Linked DNA regions of Mus musculus: region 1 is linked to region 2. Evidence: chromatin loops called from intact Hi-C (ENCODE). Cell type or tissue: gastrocnemius. All regions are shown on one strand. Each heading gives the region's core, and the rest is flanking DNA. Links, peaks and the distances in the headings are about the cores only. Region 1 has its middle 19 kb from the start of Krt72. Region 2 has its middle 8.2 kb from the start of Gm52200.

The links. Peaks named below come from ENCODE experiments on the same cell type or tissue, not always from the same donor. Only the 100,000 strongest peaks of a DNase experiment are listed, where the experiment ranks them.
Region 1: a loop joins it to region 2, with 6 times the contacts of the local background. A loop is called at or near these places in 27 of 42 quality-filtered maps.

What each region holds. Positions count from the first base shown.
Region 1 is chr15:101,763,335-101,771,663 of GRCm38, forward strand. It overlaps the pseudogene Krt74. Among named protein-coding and RNA genes, the nearest start is that of Krt72, 19 kb to the right of the region's middle. In gastrocnemius, for the core only: no CTCF peak of the experiment used is centred there; no DNase peak of the experiment used is centred there.
Region 2 is chr15:101,322,744-101,331,072 of GRCm38, forward strand. No RefSeq gene overlaps it. Among named protein-coding and RNA genes, the nearest start is that of Gm52200, 8.2 kb to the left of the region's middle. In gastrocnemius, for the core only: CTCF peaks have their summits at 1,014 (motif pointing left) and 4,685 (motif pointing right); a DNase peak (open chromatin) is centred at 4,708; H3K27ac peaks cover 547 bases.

The DNA of each region.
Region 1 (8,329 bases), core at 53-8,052, 440 kb after region 2:
TGCCACCTGCCACATTGTAGGAAGTATGCTGATTCCCTCCAAGACTGTAGAGGCTCCTGCTGCTGAGGCCAGTCCTGTGGCCAGCTGTGTGGCAAGAAGCCATGCTGCCCATGGGTTCCTTGACACCACTGCAGAAAGCACACTGAAGTTGCCCTTGTCACTGCATGACCTGAAGTTCAGTTGCCAACTCATGGTAGAGCAGATAGAGCGTGCTGGAGCTGAAGAAAGACTGGGGCATAGGAGGGCTGCCTCCTTTTATCCCCACCAAGCCCAGGGCACCGGAAAAGGGCGTCTCTCCACTATCTCCTTCCCCTTCAGAAGGACTGGAGCAATTTGCAGAGCATAGATCTCCAAGCCTTTGAGCAACAGAGCCCTTTTAATAGAAAGTGGAATATGCTGCCTTTGCACACTACAGTGATCTAATTTGGAGTTTATCTGGCTCCTAATTAGGGACCTGCAGAGTTATCCCCTTCAGCCATCTCTCAGCTTCATGTTTCCAGGTTCCTTCTTGCTTATCTGCGACAAGGCACAGGGTAAATGTCTGCCTCATCTGGGGGTTGGGGGGTGGGGAGGTCCTCCAAACACTCAGGCTTCCCCTCTAAGGAAGCCATTTCCTGTCACCTGGTCTTCTTGAGGAATGGGATACTAAGAAATGAGATGGCTCTGTCCTCACAGATCTAGCTAGGTCAAAAAACGAAGGTCCATGGAGTCGCCATGTGGGTTATGCTAAGGACCACAGCTGTCCAGCAATAAATAGGCCCCAAGACAGGGTAGAAATGAGAGCCAGTGTCAGTTTGACCCCACATGAGCACTGTGTGGGCTTTCTATATTTGGCAGTATCTAGCTTACGGTGGCTTCAAAGATGCTCTCTCAACAGTGAGAAACTTCTCAGGTAGCCGCCATTTTGCCCTCTGGAATTTTCTCTCCTGGCTGAGGCTGTCTGTCTGTCCTGAGAGCTCAGGCAGGATGGGAGAGTAACCGACCTCTAGCTTGGTTAGAACACATCCTAGCTAAAGTTAGTCAAAGGTAAGAATTCCTAGGCCCTGTTCCTTGGCCCCCGGGCACCATTCTGCCAATTCCCTGATCTCTTTCAGAAACTGCTCAGTTTTAGTATAGAAGACACCAGCCTGTGAGAAGTCAGGGGGCCTGGTGGGATGAGATCTTTTTGAAGACTCTCAGAACAAAGTATCCGGCAGCCATCCCAGCCCAGGGTACTGTCCACTGCCCATGAGCACACTGGGAAGCTTTGACAAGCTTTGATCAGGCAAAGGGGCGAGGGCTAGGGTTAGGAAAGGGCAAGCCTTGGAGAGCGATCAGAGAGACAGAGCAACCTCAGAGGACCAGCCCAGGAATATTTTTCACATCAGCCCTGAAGTGATGAGTCCTCCCTCTCAGAGGCACTGCATCTTACTATCCCTCACAGAGCCTGGCTCCAAGACATGGGGGAAGCAACCGAAGTGGTGGCTTTGCCTGTGGTTTTCTAGGCCAGATTGCAAAGGTGGCAAAGTCTAACTTTGCTTCCTTTCTGATGTGGAAATGTCAATAAACTGTGTAAGGTCCTTGACCCGGAACGACCATTGAATGTCTCTGGACTAGAAGCAGAGTCTACTCCAAGAACTGAGGCCCAGGCTGAGGTCCTGGAGTAACTGGAGAGCTCTGTGAACAGTAAGCCAAGAGGCACTGGGGAGGAGGGGCTGTTTTGGATGGTGATAAAGAATGTCCAGAAGACTGGATCCATGAGCAACAGTACTCACCATAGGAGCTGGACTCGACTAGCAAGGGCTGAAGGATGGCATACAGTAACAGAAGCAAGCGAGACAGCTACATCAGGGTCCTTTCAGCAAAACCTTGCTGGCATATGCAATGCCTGCCAAATACAGAAGTGGATGCTCACGGTCATCTATTGGATGGAACACAGGGCCCCCAATGGAGGAGCTAGAGAAAGTACCTAAGAGCCGAAGGGGTCTGCAACCCTATAGGTGAAACAACAATATGAACTAACCAGTACCCCCAGAGCTTGTGTCTCTAGCTGCATATGTAGCAGAAGATAGCCTAGTGGGCCATCATTGGGAAGAGAGGCCCCTTGATCTTGCAAACTTTATATGCCCCAGTACAGGAGAACGCCAGGGCCAAGAAGTAGGAGTGGGGGGGGGGTAGGGGAGCAGGGCAGGGGGAGGGTATAGGGGACTTTCGGGATAGCATTTGAAATGTAAATGAAGAAAATACCTAATTAAAAAAATTGAAAAAAAATAATAAGAAGAAGCAAGCATGGTAACAGTAAGGCCTGTTGCTGTCCTGGTAGCAGTATGAGGGGAAGAGTCAATGTGTGTGTGTGTGTGTGTGTGTGTGTGTGTGTGTGTGTGTGTGTGTGTGTGTCCCTCCATACATATGAGGTATTATAACAAGTGCTACATATCATACTTACTTTAATTATTTAAAGACATGATCTCTCTTTCTGTGTAGCTGAAGACAGAGCAGGAACTGCACCTTGCCCAATGCTAGGATGCCAGGCCTGTGCCACACCAGACAAGGGAGAGCTAATATAACCCGTGCATTGCTGCTTACAGTTGTGGAAATAGAAGCTTAGCGGCATTGCCCAGAATCACTCAGCCAGTAAGTCGGAGATGTCCTCAAGTTCAAGTGTGTCTGTTTTCCCTGACTGCTACAACTGTCATGTGGCCGACATGACAGTTTGTAGGCCAGGACAGAGATTTCTGATGTGTATAGCAGGCACTGCAGAGACCCTCATGGTATGAGGGAAAGGGGGGTTTGCAATGAATCCGGAGCTCCCATCAGGAGAAACCCAAGATTAGACATCATTCTAGTGTTCAGAGCAAACAGCGGCCAAAGTAGTGATGAGCAGACAGAAGGAAAAGACCCACCTTCATAGTAGAGGCTATTTGGGAATTTTTAGAACCCCATGCTTGCCTCTCGTCTCCAGCTCCTAAGGGAAAATAAACCTGGCTCCCTTTGAGGTTCCCTAGGATGAGTCAAAAAAAGCATGTGCATCACCCAGCAGAGCGGGAGCCCAGCCCGGTAGGAGGGCTAGACTTCTTAGTGGGGCCCTCTAAGGGGAGCCCTGAAAAAGCAGTGCATGCTGGAGCAGACTTGGGGGTACCCAGCAGCAGATTTCCAGGTGCCAGTGATCATGCTACAGAAGAGGTCAACATAGTGCTCAGACACAGGTCCACATATACCCTCTCCCCCAGGCCCACGGACCATCACGGAAGAAGTGGGTAGAAAGATTTTAACAGTAAGAGGTCAGAAAGAACCAGAGCCAAAGCAGTGCCTTCTGGGTATGACGGGAACTCAGGGCAGCTGGAGTCCATGCACAAGATCAAGTCTGTCAACATTCTAGCTTGGGGTGGGAAGGGGATCGTAAGCACAAACTCTTAAATAAGAGCTGCGGGTAGTTGAGTTTCTGGGGCCTGTCGGGAGATATTCAGGTTTCTTCAAGGGCGTGGGTCCTGATAGGTCATCTGTGCACCAGTGAATGGCCCCACCCCCAGGAGTACATAAGCAGTCAATTGTTACAAAAATGGAGTTGATTGTTATAAAAACAACATGATTTTAAGTTTCTGGGTAGGGATGTGAGAGTAGGTCAGGGAGGAGTTAGGGGTGAATGTTATCAAAACACATTGTATAAAATTCTCAAAGAATTAACTTTTAAGAAGAAAGAAAGGTAAAGAAAGGACCCACACACACTTCAAAACAGCAGGGTGTAGGGAACTAGGAAGGGGATCTGGGGCCCTGGAACCCTTCCTTTTCATTCTCAAAGAAATCCTGAGGGTCCCTATGCACAGACCCTGCCTGGGGTGGTCAATAAGAGTGTCATGGGGACCGCTGTCAGTGAAACAGGAGGCAGAGGGACAGCAGTGGTGTGACTGAGCTCACTTTGGGCCGTTGGCTCCTTCCCTGTCTGGGATAAATAGATCTTGGTTGTAATTATCATTGCTATTAGGGTGTGTGTGTGTGTGTGCATCTCTAGGAAAGACACAGTTTGTGTGAGTGGAGACAGAGGTGCCTCCTGATTCCAAGGAGGTACAAGAAGGAATCACCTGAGGATCTCCCTCTAGCTGCCACTGCCACTGCCACCATCACCACACTATGTTGGCTGTCCTTCAGTTACTCACAGCCATGCACACCCCTTTGTAAGTTCATTGAAATGGTGAATATCTAAAGCCTGGAGAGATTGATTCAGGCAATGCATATGAAACTGAGAACCTACTATGTGTACTCTATGTGGAACTGAGAACCTGTGTGCTCTCTATATCTTAGGCTCTAGAGGCAAACTAACCAAGCTAGATACTACAAAAGAGAAGTAAGTGGGATGTGTCCTATGAGGATTGTCACAGTTTTATCTCCACCTGCCTATGTCATGAGTGACACAGAATAACTGTGTCTTCCCCGGAAAACACACACACACACACACAAATACACACACATCAAAAATGACAGTGACAAAGACAACCAAGTTTTGTCCCAGACAGGGAAGGAGCTAATGGCACAAAGAAGATTCTGTCAAATCAGCTTGGCTAATAAGAAGGTTTGTACTGGCTAGTTTTGTGTCAACTTGACACAGGCTGGAGTTATCACAGTGAAAGGAGCTTCAGTTGGGGAAATGCCTCCATGAGATCCAACTGTAAGGGGTGATCAAGGGGGGAGGTCACCTTGTGGGTGGTGCCATCTCTGGGCTGGTAGTCTTGGTTCTATAAGAGAGCAAGCTGAGCAAGCCAGGGGAAGCAAGCCAGTAAGGAACATCCCTCCATGGCCTCTGCATCAGCTCCTGCTTTCTGACCTGCTTGAGTTCCAGTCCTGACTTCCTTCAGTGATGAACAGCAGTATGGAAGTGTAAGCTCAATAAACCCTTTCCTCCCCAACTTGCTTCTTGGTCATGATGTTTGTGCAGGAATAGAAACCCTAACTAAGACAGGGGTTATTTATGGGAACACAGGTAATTCATGGGCATGTATGCTACTGAAAAGCCCCCAGCACAGTCCTCTGTTTCCTCAAATGTAGCAGCAGATGAAATGCTGGGGAGAGAAGGAACCAGGTAATGATCGCATAAATGTATCTGAAGGGTCTTGTCCCTCTGAGAAAATGCCAATAGTCCTACTTGCCTGAAGGTTTCTGTGCATTATTACAGTTGCTCTGCTTCAGGGTGGCAAAGGTCCTGTCCAACTAGGAGGAAACAAAACACTCTACAGCTGTTGTTGAAATTTGAACTCTTTAAATAATTACTTCCAAGTATGCTGTGCTGGATGGTTTTGAGTGTCAACTTGACACAAGGTAGAGTCAGCAAAGAAGAAGGAGTGTGTCTTGAGAAAATGCCTCCATGAGATTCAGCTGTAGGTCATTTTCTCAATTAGTGATCAAAGGGGAAGGGTCCAGCCTATTGTGAATGGTGCCATCCCTGGGCTGGTGGTCCTGAGGTCTATAAGAAAGCAGGCTGAGCAAGCCATTGGGGAGCAAGCCAGTAAACAGCATCCCTCCATGGCCTCTGCATCAGCTTCTGCCTCCAGGTTCCATCCGAGCATCCTGGGCAGGTACAGAGAGCAGGTTGTAAGCAGTACCCTTTTCCCTGTAGGCAGTGTAGAATCAGGGAAGAGTCTCCAGCAGGCAACCTCATCAAAACTGTATCACAAGTGGGTTCTACATTGTCTGAGAGCTTCAGGAGTTGCAGGGACCCTAGAAAGTCCCAAGGAAATTGATCCCATTGTGTTCTGATCTGTTACCACATTGATACAGAATATCCTGGGAAGGCAAAAATCCAACCCTGCAAAGCACATCACACCACCACCACCAACAACAACAAAAAAAAAATAGAAAGGATTCCCAATGGGATACCATGACAGTACCAAATGGGTAAGGCTGACGTCATGCCTATCTGCTTTGCAGAGGGTAATGAAGGTCATGTTTCTCTAACCCTTTGATCGACTGACTGCCCCTGAACCAGAGACAGATTCTGTAGACCAAAGTCATTCATGGAGAGAGGAAGGCTTCTGAGCAGACTGGAGCCATAAGATGAAGAGGGTCTGGCACTGAGTCTCCTCTTTATCCTTACCAGATGAACTCAGTGTCAAAACCCAGCCTTGCTGCCTCTCCTCAGTATGAAGGGCCTGATCTCTCCCCTCTTGGCCCAAAATCAGGCAGCTCCCTTCACAGGAGACATCTTTTCTCCCACTGTCTTCATGTTCCCTCTCCAAGCCCATCCATCGCCTTCCTGGCTTCTTTGGCTGTAGGATTCAGTCCCATAGCAGAAAGGCCTGGTCTAGAGGCAAGAGCTGAGTCAGAGTGGGAGAGTGGGGGTCGGGGGGGGGGGAGGTTGTGGGAGGTAGGGTGAGGGAAACAGTTAGCAGGGACTCTGTTTCTAAGCAGTGGGAGGAGGGACCAGGCACAGATCGAGGCAGCCAGGAGTGCCTCGATACTGTTTTGTAGGGTAAACCCTATGTAGTTGGCATTATTGAGGATGTTGGACTTTCAGGGCTATTCCCTGGGAAGTCCTCAGTGTCCATCACCAGAACATCCCCACTCACGTGCCGAGGAAGGCCCTCGGCTCTTGAAGGAAGTGTGTAGAGAGGTCTTTCCATGGGGAAGATTCTGTGAGACAATAAAAGGGATGGCCTCTGGGTTCTACTTCCTTGCTGCATATTAATGTAAGTAGAAATATAGGGACCATACGCTTTGCACTCGCTCAGCAATGAGAAACACAAACCTTGACCGTGGTGACCACCTGATTCGGACGTCACTGAGCACCGTGCCTGTGACAGAATGCTCAACCTAACTCACTCGGGCTCTGGCTCAGGAGCTCTGCCCCGAGATGCAGCTTCTGTGAACTCCTTTTTTATGTTCCCAGCCTGGATAATCCTTTAGCTTCAGCAACTCTTGCCTTGGGCTCACTAAGCTGCTGCCCCAGCTCATCTCTCACTTCTAACTCATGATGGCAACCACTTGACAGTCACTTAGTCTTTACTAGAGACCAAGCATTCTGGCTCTCTTTCTCCTGTCTTCTTTAAAAGTTCTCTGAGGCCCGGGCAGCCCTGCCTACCCCCTCCCAGTCATCACAGGCCTTTTCCTCCCGCTCACGTGCTCTCAGGTATGTCCAGGCAAGCACAGTCTTGCTCTAAGAAAGAAGAGGTTTCTTCCCTCGCTTGTTCCAAAATACCACGGCCTTCCCCCACCCTCCCACTCCCCCACCCCACCCTACCCCCGCTCAGAAACGGGTTCATCTGTCTCTTTGTTCCAGAACACCTCTGGCCTCGGCCACTTCTAGGAGATGTGTGTAAGATATTTTCTGACTCTGTCCTTCTCTGCGGTGTGATTCTTTTTCAAAAAGAACAAAAGGGTTGGGGGAGGGAGAGCACCTTAATCTTTTGATCATGAAGCCCGGTGCCTGATCCAGCTCTTCCTCTGCACATTTGCAGAGTAAACAAGCCTGGCTCTGCTGAGGGCTGTAATTAAGCCAAGTCATCACTAATGACATGTTTTCTGTCTCCCACCATCTCTGTCCAAACAGGAAGGAGGAGCCCTGCCCCATCTCATCCCTAGGGAGATGCTACAGTGGTGGGTCAGGACCATGGTGGGACGTGCCTCAGGTATAGATGGAATGGCCAGCCCCCTTTCTGGGTCAACATTATAACTGAGCCTACCAGACCCGGGAGATAGAATTAGGGAGAGGGTGGGAGCTGGGGAGATGCCACTGGGTAGGACCAAGGTACTGGGCACCAGGTAACACCAGAGAAGGTGGGGATTGGGAGGAAGAGACACAGAGGTAGGATATCAAGGGGGGAAAATGAAGGGTGTTGAGGGAAGATAGAGTCTGAAAAAGCTGCTCAGTGAAGAGCCGAGACTGAAGAAAGGGGCTGCACACCACGGCTGGCGACAGACTGCCAACCAAGCCCTTGAAGCTTGTCAACACAAATATCCGCATGCTGCCCAGCCAGAGACTGAGGGACAGGCCACCTGCTGACTTCAGGAAATGTCCTGCCCGAGCCCTATCCCCACAGACGCAGACTGGTCATAGAACTGGAGACTGGAGCAAGCAGTGGTTAGGAGCCGCTAGCTGTCGGCCACTGGAGCTCAGAGCCACAACATCATCTTCTCCCTCCGTAGCTAGAAAGCTCTACTCACCCTTCCCTCACAGTGCCAGGGAGGGCGGGTGCCAGGGAACCAAATCCTCACTTCCCTAGTGACCAGGGGTCTCAAGAAGGCAAGTGGGGGTTTGATGGCTGGCCACAAGTCACAATGCCCACTGCCAGATCAGAAGGGGGCTTTGTAAAATGAACCAGGAGCCAGGAGAGCCAAGATGGGAGAACAGCGACCACCAGGG
Region 2 (8,329 bases), core at 122-8,121:
CAAGGACTTCCAAGTCCGGATGAGGAGTTAGCAAACCTTCTGGGACTCAATATTCTTGGCTTTGCTAATGGCCTTTGCTGTGACACTGTAGCTGTGCCAATGATGTGAAGGGCCACAGGGACACAACTTGAGAGGAGGGGAGGGTTCATTAAGCTCCTGCCTGGGTTCACACAGGCACCATGGCTCCTCCAGAATCTCCTCTTCTCTCTGTGAGGGAAGCTAGCTGTCGTAACACGGGGATGGTGGGCAGCCAGTGGCGTGATCTACTTGTGGGAGGCCTAGGACCCAACGCCTCTTGCTAGTGCCCACATGGAGAGCCTTCTCAGCCATGTTCCTGTCAGGTGGCCAGCACCCTGATCATAACCTCCAAGAAGCCAGAGCCTGAAGCCAGCCAGCTGGGCTGCTCACAGTTCCTACCACAGAAACTGAAAAGTGTCTATTGTGGTGGGTGGCTAAGTTTTGGGATACTTGGTGACACAGTAAAGGGATAATGTTTGGAGGGTCAGCAAGAGCCAGGTAAGTGGATGTCAAGTGTTTTATATTTTACTGAAAGCACCTAGCAGCTTTTCATTGATCTCTAAATAGGAACTTGGCTTTGACAGTCTATTTATTTATTTATTTATTTATTTATTTATTTATTTATCTATCTATTTATTTATTTATGACTCTGTTCCTTTTGTGTTTTAGACAGTGTCTTACTATGTTGCCCTGGCTAGCTTGGAATTTTCTATGTAGACCGGGCTGGCCTCAAACTCTCGGGGACCCACCTTCCTCTGCTTCCCATATACTGAGATGGGTTTGACATTCTTAGAGCAAGTACAGTCCCTTGTGGAGTGAGCCAGGGCTCAAGGCTTCCAGGGTGGGAAAGGCAGGTGGGACTCCCAGTCAAGAGGGTCAACTTAGGGGTCTGCAGAGGTGGCTCAGTGGTTCAGAGCTTGTACTTGCTGAACACCCACATGGCAATACACAATGACCTCTAATTCCAGCTCCAGGAGATTTAGTGCCCTCTTCTGGCCGCACAGGCACCTGCGCTCATATGCTACACCGCTCCCCAGACACAGGTATACAGGCATAGACACGTAATTAAAACGAAACTAAAGTAAAAATTTTTTAAGGGTGTTAACTCTTGGTGGTGCATACCTATAATCCCAGCATTTGGGAGCAAGAGGCAGAGGGATTGTGAGCTCAAGGCTGCTTTGGGCTGCGGATTATCTATCTATCTATCTATCTATCTATCTATCTATCTATCTATCTATCTATCTAATCATTTATCTGTCATCTATCATCTACCTAATCTATCATCTATCTACTTACCTATTATCTATCTATCTATCTATCTATCTATCTATCTATCTATCTATCTAATCATTTATTTGTCATCTATCGCCTACCTAATCTATCATCTATCTACTTACTTATTATCTATCTATCTATCTATCTATCTATCTATCTATCTATCTATCTATCTAATCATTTATCTGTCATCTATCATCTACCTAATCTATCATCTATCTACTTACCTATTATCTATCTATTTATCTATCTATCTATCTATCTATCTAGCTATCCATCCATCTATCATCTATCTATCTATCTATCTATCTATCTATCTATCTATCTATCTATCTATCATCTATCTGTCATCTATCTATCTAATCATTTATCTGTCATCTATCATCTACCTAATCTATTATCTATCTATCTATCTATCTATCTATCTATCTATCTATCTATCTACCTATCTGTCATCTACCTATCTGTTATCTATCTATCTGTCATCTATCTATCTATCTATCTATCTATCTATCTATCTATCTATCTATCTACCTATCTATCTACCTATCTGTCATCTACCTATCTGTCATCTACCTATCTGTCATCTATCTATCTGTCATCTATCTATCTATCTATCTATCTATCTATCTATCTACCTATCTGTCATCTATCTATCTATCTATCTATCTATCTATCTATCTACCTATCTACCTATCTGTCATCTATCTATCTATCTATCTATCTATCTATCTATCTATCTATCTCTCAAAGTCAACCAGTCAGACAAATCAAGCTCAAGCCTGGGAAGATGATGTGGTAGGTAGAGCATTTGCCATGCAAGTCTGATGACCTGCGTTTTGTTCCTGTAACCCACATAAAGGTAGGAGTAGAGGCCTCAGTCCACAAAGTTGTCTTCTGACCCCCACACTCACACCAAGGCATGTGTATACCCCACCCCAACACACTGGATGACAAATAGGACTTTTAGGTCAGCTGTTCACAATTGTATATCACCCCCATTTCCCAAATAAAGCTTTTCTTACCCTTTAATATTTAATAAATAAAATTTAAAAAGTCTTTAAAAAACAGTGCAAATGTCAACCAATTTTCCTCCCACAAGTACAGATATCAGTACCACCCTTGGACATTAGATAAATGCAGGGGTCATGGTCCCTAGGGCATGTCCATTAAATTCACCAGCCTGATGGTCAGAGAGATGGTGGAGCCTGACAGGTGGATGCAGACAATATATCTGTGACCAAGAAGGAACTCATCACAGCTGTCCAACATCTGGAAGATTCACCCAGGCCAGAGACTTAGCATAGGAACATCAACTGCAGCAGTCAGGAGAGAGCTCAGGAGGGTTTTCACGGGGGCGGGGGGGGGGGCGCAAAGTGGGCACGCGCATTGTTTGTAACCGTCCCTGTGGTGGTTTAAATGAGAATGGCCTCCACAGGCTCATAGATTTGGCTACTTGGTCCACAGTTGGTGCAACTATTTGGGAAGGATTAGGAGGTGTGTTCAGGGGCCAAGGTGAGCTTGGAAGTTTCAAAAGCATTCAAAAGTCATCAAAGATGGTTCATGCTGTGATCTATCTATCTATCTATCTATCTATCATCTATCTATCATCGCATCTGATTCATGCTTGTGGATCAAGATGTAAGCTCTCAGCGGCTATGCAAATACATTTCTGCTTGCCTGCTGCCATGTTCCCTACCACAAGGGCCATGTGCTCTAACCCTCAGGGACTGTGAGCCCAAATGAACACTTGATAAGCTGACCTGGTCATGGTGTCTTAGCCCCAGCAATAGGAATGTTACTAGAACAGTCCCCAGGACTGTTAAATCTCAGGACATCTGCAGAATGAAGGTGCCCAATTACATGATATTGTCAATAGGTGCTTGCCAGGTGAGCAAGTGTGGAAGTGTTCAACTTTTGAAGGCGTGGTGCGGTGGGGCCTTTGAGACGGTTTCCTGTAGGTAAGTGGGCCGGGAGCTGGCTGAGGGCCAGGATGACCATGAATTCCTGATCTTCCCTTACCCCACTTTGCTGAGCTAAATCCTAGACCTGAACCTCATGGAGATGCCCTCATGGTTCTCTTGGGAGGGCTAAGCCCATAGCCATGCCCCTTCCCCCTGGGAGGGCTAAGTCAATAGTCACCGCCCTTTCCCCCTGGGAGGTTAAAGCCATAGTCATGCCCTTCCTCCTGGGAGGGCTATCCCATAGCCACGCCCCTTCCCTGGGGGTGAGTCTAAGCCCAGAGTTACGCCCCTTCTCCTTGGGGGGCAGTCTAAACCCATAGTCACGCCCCTTCCCCCTGGGAGGGCTAAATCAATAGTCATGCCCTTCCTCCTAGGAGGGCTATCCCATAGCCACGCCCCTTCCCCTTGGGGGGCGGTCTAAACCCATAGTCACGCCCCTTCCCCTTAGGGGCTCTAAGTCCATAGTCACGGCCCCTTCTTGCAGAGATACTTAATTTTCACGAGTGTCTTAATTTTCTGTCCTAAGGATTCACCAACTTGGTGGCTTAAAACACCAGAAATCGATTACCTCACAGGTCTGTAAGTCCATGTTTATATCAAGGGGTCTGCAGGGCTGTGGCCCTGGTGAAGGCTCCAGGGCAGACCCTTCTTCTGCCTCCTTCTGCTGGCTTTTAGCAGCTTGGAGGATTCCGCAGTCCTCGTAGATTTGCTCTGAGCTCACCACGTGCCGGTGTATTCTTCTTGTCAGTTTCTCACAAGGATACCTGTCATTAGATTTAGGGTTCACTTGGGAACTAGAGGGGATCTCACTTGCATACTCCAGATGAAGTCATCCTCCCAGGTAGATTTTTCTGGGGCCATTGCTCAACTTACTTTAGGGTTTTTGATCTAAGCCATGTATGTTTCATAGGTGGGAGAAGATTCTGTGGGTTCCTGACGACCTCACCTGGAGGACTGCTTTGGCCTGTTTGGCAAGTTCGTCGGTTTCTCTTGTGTATGCACACTGGTGCCCCTCTCGAGTGGCTCATAGGGCTACCGGCAGCTCCCCCAGAAAGCTGTTTAGAGAGGAGGGTGGAGTAATGGGGCTATATAGAGAGGTTTGGTTAAGCCCTACTTCTGCCTGCTACAGGGACTCCACGGGTGGGTCCTCCTGTACAAACTCATTGACAGGAAGGGAACCCTTCCGTTGGTTCCCTCACCTTTCAGCCCAGGCCCACGTCACAATCTCACTCATCAGCTTCAGGGCACTACTCTGCCTACTTTTCGAGCTCCAGTCCAACCATCACTGAGTTGAAGGAAGACTCAAGCTGCAGCACCGCTTGCCTCTGTTTCCTAGTTCACTCACCCTTGCCAACTGCCTGGTGGCTTTCTTCACCAGCTCTGGTTCGGTCCCAAGAGCCTAAGGAGGTCTAGTCCTATGTTGTCCACTGGAGGGCGCTCCTGCTCCGTGGAACTTGCTGTTTCCCAGTGGGGGCAGGGCTGCGGCAGCTTTTCTGCGGGAGGTGGACAAGAGAGGCTGTTGAGCCTGCCCAGCAGGTCTGGGTGTGGTGTGAGGAAGCTGCAGGCCTGGGAGAGCTGGGTTATACACACATGGTTTAAAAGGTGTGTGTGTGTGTGTGTGTGTGTGTGTGTGTGTGTGTGTGTACATGAGGAGAAGGGCAGTCAGTGATGGTGTCAGTTGTAAATGTCCTGGTTCCTCTGACTCTCTCAGGCCTAGGGTCCCCACAGTTGTGTTGTAAGGACTCAGGTAAAAGACTGAGTCTGGCCCTGTCCACCCCCACTCCCTTCCACATTTTCACTCAAGGACAGCTTTGGAGTCTTATGTCACTCTTCTTATAAGTGAGATTCAAGCAACCATACATACTCCTGCCACAGGACCATCATGGGATGTGCTGGACATGCAGGGGTGTGGGGTGGGGATCTAGTTCGGAGTCAGGGTGGCAGGGGATGTCAGGTGGAGAGAGCTGGGCTGGAGAACCTATTGCTCAGAGGTGCAGGTGTGAAAATAGTGTGCAGGTGTGAAGTGTGTACCCAGGGGTGAAGAATGCCCAGGTATGAAGTATGTGCAGGTGTGAAGAGTGCACAGGTGTGAAGTGCTGCAGGTGTGAAGAGTGCCCAAGTGTGAAGAGTGCGCAGGTATGAAGTGTGTATCCAGGTGTGAAGAGTGTGCAGGTGTAAAGAGTGCCCAGGTATAAAGAGTGCCCAGGTGTGAAGAATGCCCAGGTGTGAAGTATGTGTGCAGGTGTGAAGTGTGTGCAGGTGTAAAGAGTGCCCAGGTGTGAAGAATACCAAAGCTGTTGCTGGGAGTCTGGGTGAGAGGGAAGAGGGCCTTTGGAGCTGGAACCTGGAGCCTGCCTTAGGGCTATAGGGAGGCCTAACATGGGCTGGAGGAGTATGGGGCTGGCCTGGAAGGAAAGATGGCTTTCACTGTGCCTGGGCACCATTTTGTACATCATGGGGTCCTGCTGGGTTGGGCTGGGTGTGGCTGGCAGACAGTGGATTCTTGGTTGCTGTGGTGGGTTGAGGGTCACTCCGTGATGAGGACTGCAGGCTGAAGGCGGAAGTGTTTGGAGGGTTGTGCTATTAACCCAGGCTTTTGAAAGACCCACATTGTGACAGGGAGAATCATCCCTCTGATGAACATGGGGTGAGTTGAGGTTGGACGGTGGGGGCAAGAAGGGCAGGGACCTGGGCCATGATGGCTGCTGGAGAGCAGGGCGGGTTTCCTAGGAGGAAGAACCTCTTCACTGAACTGAACTGAACTGAACTGAACTGAACTGAACTGAACTGGAGAATCTATGAGAATCTGCATCTCTACTTGGGACACCCTGGCCTGGGACCTGGCCTTACCTGTCCCCAATCTCCTGTCTCCCCTGGTTCCCACTGCCCACAAGTGGCTGTGACTCCTGGCTAGGATTCTGGTGTGAGCCCTGGTTATATGGAGACCTGGGATTGGGTAAAAGAGCTTCAGCCTCAACCCCACTGAGTGACGTGACATGACAGGGCCTCGTGTGTGTATGTGTGTGTGTGTGTGTGTGTGTGTGTGTGTGTGTGTCCTTGGCTCACCACTCTCTAAGCCAGGGCTCCTCATATGATGGTGACAGGCCCAGAAAAGAGTCACCAGGGATGGCCCTGCCTCCTCAGGGCTGAGGGTGAGAGGAAGCTGAAGGGAGTGGTGTCAGGGATTGTGGAATGTGGCCTCAGCTGGGGCTCAGAATCCCCTCAGCTGGCTATGGCAGCTGCCTTGGAAGTGGTTGAGGTTGTAGAGACTCAGACCAGCAAGCTAGCCCTGTGCTTCTCTCTAGATAGCAGCTGGCAGGGGTTTTAGGATGGAGAGGGGGTTTCCATAGCAGGAAGATCTGGGGGCTGGGAAGAACTTTTGGCCTTTATTCCAGGAGCCTGGGTTGCTGAGGGTTGAGGTGTGGGAGGGTATTGTTGCAGAGGGCTTCCAGCTGTGAGGCAGAGGGCTTCTAGCTGTGTAGCACAGTACACTTGACTGTGGAAATAGGGCAGGCCACAGCGGGACAGTAGGTCTGGAATCTATATGACTCTTGGGAGTCCTGGAATGGAACTGCTGGGGGACCTCAGGGAAAGATTGTCTTGTTTCAAGCCCTTGCTCCCCTGTGGTGAGTCACAGGCCGGGCATGCGGGCATCTATCCCACTGCTCTGGTCTACCCCAGGCACTGCTTTCTGAAGAGGGCTCCAGATGGTGGCTGTGGGTTGGGCCCAGGTGGGCAGTGAGGTCAGAAGCAGCTTGGAGCTTGGAGCAGGGCTGTGTCAGTGGTGAAGGCAGTGTGCTTCCGGAGTATGGACAGGAACCATGGTGGAGGGGCTGTGGAGTAGGGTCAGGGTTGGGTAACACTGGAATTTGTGGTGTGAGTGTGTCAGTCTGAGAGACAGGGTTTGGGATGGGATGGGATGGGTTTATATCTGAAACATGAAGAGAGGGACATATTAACGTTTGGAGAGACACACCTATCCCCACCCCTCTCTAATGGTCCAACTTGAGGGGATCACAGGCCTCCCCACCCCCGACCAGCACTACTACCATCCCACCTAAGTCCCTGCAGCAGAGGCAAAAGGAGACAACCCCTCACTGACCAGGTCTGGATGAGGAACTGGGAGCTGAGCCAGGGAAGACTGGACAGTTTGGGCTCAGGCCAAGATTGCAGCCCACCAGGACACCCAGCCTGGGCACTAGAGTCCAGCTCTTCCTGCTACAGAAACCCCCTCTCCATCCTAAAACCCCTGCCAGCTGCTATCTAGAGAGAGAGAGGCACAGGACTAGCTTGCTGGTCTGAGCCTCTGCAGTTCAGACTTGGGGTTGGGACTAGCACTATGTTGGGTGACAGAGGTCTCTGGACGAGGGACAGTAGGCAGGGTTGGGCTGGCATCAAATACATCTTCAGTCTCCTTTGGGCCTTTTGTCTCACTTTGGCTGGGTCTTTTCCACCCTGGGGTTCAGGGAGGGGTGCAGAAGGAGGTACCTTGCAAAGAGTCCTAAGCACAAGATCTAGTGTCATGTGGACCAAGGCCCATGATGGGCCTGGGGCCTGGGGCTCTGTCCTCCTTTCTATCTGTCTTGCCTCCACCTCTTCTCTCACTCTGGACTGCGTCTGGGTGTTCTGGCCCCTTTGAGCCCTGACTGGTGGTGGGTTCAGGCTCAGCAGAGTGAGGCCTGTCCTTCCCTTCCCTCCTGGGGTGGTGAAGCTGGGCCTGCACCTCGCCTCACCTTAACCAGAAGGGTTACCTGAAGATGGCTGTCCCATCTTGTCATGGTTCTCACATTTTGAGAGCCTGGCTGAGCGGCTAGGGTCAGGGGCCCAAGGGGTCAGGGGTCAGGGCTATGGCTATGCAGCCTGGCCTGGAGCTGGATCATTCCTTCATGGGGGAATTTCTCTTCTGCCTCTATTACCTGCCAGGTTCAGGCCCTGGGGAAGCCAGGAACTGGACTCTAGTGCCCAGGCTGGGTGTCCTGGTGGGCTGCAATCTTGGCCTGAGCCCAAACTGTCCAGTCTTCCCTGGCTCAGCTCCCAGTTCCTCATCCAGACCTGGTTAGTGGGGGGTTGTC